Linked DNA regions of Homo sapiens: region 1 is linked to region 2. Evidence: chromatin contacts called from ENCODE Hi-C or POLR2A ChIA-PET data. All regions are on one chromosome and are shown on one strand. The core of a region is the stretch at or near the end of the contact, and the rest is flanking DNA. Distances in the headings are between cores, read along the strand shown.

Region 1 (3,483 bases), core at 282-2,781, 57 kb before region 2:
TTTAAAGCCCATTTAAGATCTGGGGAAAAAGGTATGTCTCTGAACCAGTTTGAGTGGATTTTTCCAAATGAAACCTCAAATAGCATTTATATTTAAGCCCTAACAAACACTTGGGAAGATTTGAAGTTAAAAGCAAATTGTGGTGGGGGTACAGCACAGGTTTTGTGGTTTGGTTTTGTTTTGCTTTTTAAATAAACACAGTCCACAAAAACCCATCTGCCTTCACCTGGAAGGACCAGTTCTTTAATTAAAAAAACGCTTTGGCTTCGGTTTCACTGGGAAACTAAAGCCAGAGCCCCTAAACTTTTCTCTCCGCAGATCGGGTGAGCTGGGGAGGGTGCTCATCCACTTCATTGCAGGGGGAAGTACAGCCTGGAACCCCTTTCGGGATACTGTCATTTGCCCCTTCTTCCCATCTCTTACTCTATCCTCAGAACCAGTATGAGAGTTTTCTGGGGCTAAGGCAAGGGGCAGTGGGGTCAGGCGCTGGAAGGACTGGTTTGCAAAGAGATAAGCTTTGGAATGAAGCCGCACAGCTGAAAACTCGCGGCAAGACATGCTCGCGCTGTGGCGAGTCAGTTCGAGAAGCATTTATCCCTACTCCCCTTAGCTTTCTGAGCAGCATTTGCAGTCAGGTGCAAACAGATCGCATATTTGGCGCAAAGAGCCCTGAGGATGAGGGACGTGGGATCATTCCCCGGTTTCCCCCGGGCCAGGTGCTAGGTCGTTTGAGGAGGAACTGTTCTCCAGTTCTCAACGCCTGCAAAGGCGGCTATAGGTGGCAAGCGGAGCTGTCCAGCACTAGTGAGGAGCCAGCGGAGCCGGGAGCCCCGCGCACCCCGCCCGGCTGAGGCTCAGCAACAGTGCTGTCTTGTCAGAGCAGACGCTGTCCTCACTGCCGCCCCTTTCTGGGCTCGCTCCGCGCCCACACGGCCTCGCACGAGGCGGGGAACACAAGTCCCCAGGAGCTGCTCCAGCAGGATGGGCGCCAAAATGTTGCCCCTGTCCTTCCCTTCCCCTGAAAGCGTCTCCTCTGGAGTGGGCTGGCTGGACGCTTGGCCTTTCCCTTTTGCCTCGGAACTTCCTAAATAAACTCGGAGAAAGGACAACATGGACCCTAACCCCCACTTCACACTGTCAGGTTTCCCCAAGGTGGCTCCAGGGGGAGGCCTCTCGCCCCCCAGCCCCGAGCCCTTCTCCCCACCAGCGCCGCCGGGACCCATCTGCTCCCGAGGGCCGAGGATAAGGCGTTTGGGGTTGGGGCCCTCAGTCCGACCCGAGCTCCTGTGCGCACCTCCTCGGAGCAGGGAGGGCGCGCAGAGGACAGCAACGAAGTGTCCTCGTTGCTCCTGAAACGTGGCGACAGGCGAGGCAGAGACTCCCAATGAGTATGATGGCGACACGTGATTCCCGCGGAGGGAGAGCATGGGGGGGGGCGGGGGGATAAAGGGAGAAGGAGGGAGGCAGGGCAGCAAGTGGAGAGAGGCGGGAGCAGAGAGGGAAAGGGGGCGAGATAGGCGCGCAGGCGGCAGAAGCCTCTGCCTCTGCCTCCCCTTCTGCTTGGGCCGCAGCCCTCCCCGCCCCGCCGACCGCGGTCACACACTCTCGGAGCCTCCCCGTGAGCGGGAGCGCGGCGCACGGCGATGCGCCGAGGCGGGCGCTGAGGCGGCGCCGCGCGAGCAGCAGCAGAGGCGGCGGCGGCCCCCAGCCCAGCCCGGCGCCGCCGCCGAGCCCGGGCCCCAAGGTGCGGCGGCGCCCCAAGTTCCCGCCATGAGCAGCCGGCTCGGGGGGCTCCGCGGCCCCGGGGACTCCCGCCCCGCCGGGCGCGACCGCAGCGCCCCGCGGCCCCGACGCGCTTAACGTTGTCGCTTGCCGGTCCCGCCACCGCCGCCTCCGCCGCCGCTCGCGTCCTCGCCGCCACCGCCTCGGCCGCTGCAGCTCCGCCGGCAGCATGTCTCGAAGGAAGATTTCGTCCGAGTCCTTCAGCTCCCTGGGCTCCGACTACCTGGAGACCAGCCCGGAGGAGGAGGGGGAGTGCCCCCTGTCTAGGCTCTGCTGGAATGGCAGCCGGAGCCCGCCCGGGCCGCTGGAGCCCAGCCCGGCCGCAGCTGCCGCTGCCGCCGCCCCGGCCCCGACCCCGGCTGCTTCTGCCGCCGCCGCCGCTGCCACTGCCGGGGCCAGGAGGGTGCAGCGCCGGAGGCGGGTCAACCTGGACTCGCTGGGCGAGAGCATCAGCCGCCTGACGGCGCCCTCGGTGAGCGGGGGGCGGAAGGGGGGACCGCCTTCGGGGGAGAGAACGCGGATCTGTAAAGTTGGCGCTGGGCGAGCCGGGGCGCGAGCGCAGAGCCCGACCGCTGGGGGGCGGCCCGGCCTTACCCTGCACGGCCTAGGGTTCCAGTGGCTCCGGCGACAGAGGATCCCCTAGGCTAGGGCGGAAGAGGGGACTACAGCACTGGGAAGGAATAAGATTCCACTCCTTTGGGGTATCCTGATTCGGGGGCCTGTCTGCCCACCTCTAGCCTTGAACCCTACTTCACCACTGTTCCCCCTGGACAGCCCCAGTGCTGCTTCACACCCACCTGTTTTCTTTCCCCTAAACTTTCCCAGGCACTGTGTTCTGCAGTTCAGCTTCCCTGTCTTTCATCCTGTTCTCCAGCATCCCAAAGGAGCCCCAACCCCTTCCAGGAAACCCTTCCTCTCCTTATTTCCCACACTCTCTTGGTCTTAGCGTGACCTTCTCTGACATCTTTGAATTCCACAGGCTATCTGCATTCTATGTTGCATCCTTTTTCTCACATCTTCAGATACTTTTTGCCAGATACTTTTCTGAGTTGCCTTCTGTTCAAGTAATCTCTAATCTCGAGTTGTCCTCACCCCGTAGCTTTTTTTCTTTTTCTTTCTTATCCACTAGGCATTTATTCTTCTCTGGGTAAACCTGGTGTCTGGATTTCTTTTTTTTTAAATTAAATTTAATTTAAAGTCCCGGGTTACATGTGCAGGATGTGCAGATTTGTTACATAGGTACCAAACGTGTGCCATGGTGGTTTGCTGCACCTACTAACTCATCACCTAGGTATTAAGCTTCGCATGCATTAGCTATTTAAACCGCTCTGTACTTCTTGCACCTGTACCTCATCCTTTACTCTCTCCTCAATGGATTCTCTAGTGCTTTCTCTCTCACATTAGCTATTTAAACCTCTCTGTACTTCTTGCACCTGTACCTCATCCTTTACTCTCTCCTCAATGGATTCTCTAGTGCTTTCTCTCTCACATTAGCTATTTAAACCGCTCTGTACTTCTTGCACCTGCACCTCATCCTTTACTCTCTCTTCAATTGATTCTCTAGTGCTTTCTCTCTCATTTTTTGGTGGCTTCTTTATATTAGGCCCTTCCTAAATATTTGTGGAATGAATAAATGCCTCTCCAAACTTGTGGTCATCTTGGGATGTCTGTATCAGCAGTTTCAGGTGTACAACAAACTCC
Region 2 (3,353 bases), core at 425-2,924:
CATGATGGATATTCATTTCCCTTTTTGTTGGAATAGACAAAAGATCAGTTTCAAAAATGGTGTTCATTTCAGATTATACATATATGTGTATATATATTTTATATATATATATAAATATATATAATTCCTTAAAACTTTAATTGTTGCATAAAAATACTGAGGCTTATGTAAATTATTCTCACATTTCAAATTTATTTGAAATTAAAAATTTTAAGCAAACATATGCAGGACATAATCAGGTATTCTGTCTATGTGATTTAACTCCCCCCACCTACTCCCACAATTCCTGCACACACTCATATACAGACTTTCATTTCTAGTTTTTTTTTTTTTTTGAGATGGAGTCTTGCTCTGTTGCCCAGGCTGGAGTGCTGTGGCATGATCTCAGCTCACTGCAACCTCTGCCTCCCGGGTTTAAGCGATTCTCCTGCCTCAGCCTCCCAAGTAGGTGGGACTACAGGCACATGCTACCACAAAAATATTTGTATTTTTTTTTTTTTTAAGTGGAGATGGGGTTTCACCATGTTAGCCAGGATGGTCTCGATCTCCTGACCTCATGATCCACCTGCCTTGGCCTCCCAAAGTGCTGGGATTACAGGCGTGAGCCACCACACCCAGCCCCATATACACATTTTCATGCTGTCATGGACCTCATAGTCCTGATCCTTTGGGAACAAAATTTTCAACTAAATAATAGAATGAATCTAGTCCTGTTAATAGGAGGCAAAAATTCAAGTAACAGTGGTATTCACTGACCATTGTTCCTGCTCTCACCTTAGTATAAATGTTGGGAAAATAGGAGGGATTTGTGGGATGGAGTAAATCTTGGTATCTCCACATAGGAACTTTATTGGACTTAACTTTATTCTTATTTGTCTAAGTCTTTGTTTGGATAGTTCTGAGTAGTGAAACAGGGATGTTAGTAGTCAGCTCTACAGACAGCAGAATTGAAGTCTATAGTCCAGTTGTTTAAAATGAAGATTGCCTACATTGGGAGATTTCTACTTAGAACAAGGTTACCATAGTCACAAGGCTGAAAAATTTCTCAAATATCTATTTGACTTCTAGGGCACCAAGCCAACTGATTCACTGTTAGTGGGATAGAAAAAAAACAAACTATGTAGACCTTTGACATTCTTCTGCAAGCTAGAAAGGAAATAGCAATAATATACTGGCAAGGCTAGGAATGTGCTGAGAAGAGAAAAGTCAGCTTGCTTCTTTAATTGTGACTCTTTTTTGAAGCACACTTAAGAAGCATTTTGAAAGGAATGTGGCATCTTTCATCATGTGTGAATTCAAGATCTTATAGCTTTGTAATATCTTTTTCCTGCCAAGTACTAGATTCGGTTGACCTTTTGGATAATGCATTTTTGTTTGCTTTCAAATATTGAGAAAGATCTTTCATATAACCTTCTGTTTTCCTTAGGAATTAAATAGTGTTGAGGGAATCTTAAAAGTTTATGGGAAAAAATAAAAGATCCACATTCAGACATCTTTGTTTTATATCTCTTTTAGCTCAGACAGCCCTAAGTCTACCTATTAAGCTATTTATAAGAATAAACTAAGTCTCTGGTGCTGTTTTCTTCCTGCTTCTGCTTGTGTTTTTAACATTCCTATGTCACATATTTTTCTTGCCTTCGTTCTCTAAGAAGTGGAGTGCCTTTGTTTGTTTATGACTCTGCAGTGGGGGCTGCTCTCCTTTGGGCATTTCAGGAGGGTGAGTGGCAGGACACAAGTTGGAATGAGCAAGGTGTGCTCACAATGCATTGAAGAGACTAGTCTAATCTGAGATGTGATTCTTGTTGGTGCATTATAAAAAATGAGCACAGGGAATGGTTCTTATGCTGTGTCTGCAGGATATGCCAGTGCATCTCACTAGATAAATTTTGTTCCACTTAGCATCCTTCCTTCCTCACTGTTCCCCAAATTTAAAGGTTTGGATTTTCACTAATATCGTCTAATCTCTGGCACTCCTTTCCATGAAATTGTGGTATGTGTCCTGGTGAGATAATTAGAAAATTGGTCTGTTGTTATCTAGTTGACTTGGTGCTTGTGTTGGCTGTTACTTTGTTCTTCCTTAACTCTTCTTTTTAGTCCCTTCTGTGCTAGCTTCTGTAGAAAAGAGGATTTAACATACTCACGTGCACTACCGCTGTTACCACCATCATTTTTGCTTTGGAATGGTGATGATTTAAGAACTTAAAACCAAAGGCTTACCAGTATCCAGTCCGTATTTTCTACATTATCTACATTTCCCCATTAATGAGCCCTCTTGAATTTAAATTAAAATGTAAAGGAACCTGAATATGCATTTATTCATTCAAATATCTATTCAACAAATATTTATTGCTCTCTAGATGCTGGCATTGTGTAGGTACTGATTTACTCAGCCAAGTACAGTAGAGTGCTGCACAAATTAATAGCAGACTACTCTGTTCTCCTTTTATTTTGGGCTTCTCAGGCATCCTGTGCTGAGTCTTGGATCAAAAACACAACAATACAGAAAATAATCTGTTCTAATTCCTTAGTGTTCCTGGTAATATATCTTACACTTGGACTTATGGCTTATAGTACTATATAAATTCTTAAGAACAATAGACTGAAATCCTTCATATCTTTATCTTAGTAATTGCCCATACCTGAGATTTAAAAAAAAAATTCAAAACAAGAAAAAACATGAAATAACAGCTTAGTGCTGTTTATTGAATGCTCCTATAAAAAGACAAAATATTGGCAACAACCAACAGTCCAACTATAAGGAAAGAGTCAGTTAAAATATGATAGCTCTGCTTAGAAGAATTTTAAGCAGCCACTTAAATGAGAACTATGTGGAAAGATTATGCTACAGCATGGGAAAATGTTTGCGATGTTGCTGTAGCTCTAGTTCCCCAGGAAACAGACTCCAACATGGAGATTTGCACTCAGACAGGCTCCTGGGCAGTGTGCTCAGGATCAGTGATCCCACCAGGCAAACTTCATTAGGTTTCAAGGCCTGAGAATGATCCTTTGTGGTTCTCAGCTCTGCCTTTTGGGTCATTCTCATGAAAGGTAGTAAGTACATGTTTGCAGCTGAGGAGTTTTACCAGACTGTTTCCCTGTGAGAATGTAAAGAAAGTAGATGGGGCAGAGGGAAAAATTGAATTGCTCTTGCAGAAGCCATCACAACAGAGGTCTCAGCTGATCTCTTCAGAATTGCCCCTGACTGGGGCAAGAAGGAGGTATCTTTTTGTTATGACTCCCCACTTTCCAAATGAACTATCTTTGAAAGCAGCTTCCCTTGCGGAGGCAGGTGGATCTTGAGCCGGCAGCTCTCTTCAGCTGAAGGCAATGCCTAGAGTCAGACTCAGTTGAGA

Evidence for each region. A loop is a pair of places that touch in the nucleus more often than their neighbours do. ChIA-PET counts read pairs that join two places held with the same protein, here RNA polymerase II (POLR2A). Pooled maps may share reads with other maps.
Region 1: a loop to region 2 is called in a map of chondrocyte, with 2.1 times the contacts of the local background. The contact joins the promoter of GUCY1A2 here to the enhancer-like site in region 2. A Hi-C loop is called at or near these places in 3 of 168 maps with a recorded cell type or tissue (chondrocyte, heart right ventricle and prostate gland) and 1 of 50 pooled maps. POLR2A ChIA-PET finds 5 or more read pairs at or near these places in 1 of 52 experiments (WTC11).

What each region holds. Positions count from the first base shown.
Region 1 is chr11:107,016,524-107,020,006 of GRCh38, reverse strand. GUCY1A2 (guanylate cyclase 1 soluble subunit alpha 2) reads left to right here and starts at 1,531. Exons shown (of 8, transcript NM_000855.3): 1 at 1,531-2,254. The coding sequence starts at 1,952. RefSeq lists a silencer at 2,008-2,137.
Region 2 is chr11:106,959,537-106,962,889 of GRCh38, reverse strand. The region is part of intron 3 of GUCY1A2 (guanylate cyclase 1 soluble subunit alpha 2); the gene reads left to right. Among named protein-coding and RNA genes, the nearest start is that of GUCY1A2, 57 kb to the left of the region's middle. Within about 2 kb of position 1,674, at least 3 of the 41 ENCODE cell types and tissues checked have a DNase peak (open chromatin) inside an H3K27ac peak, as active enhancers do.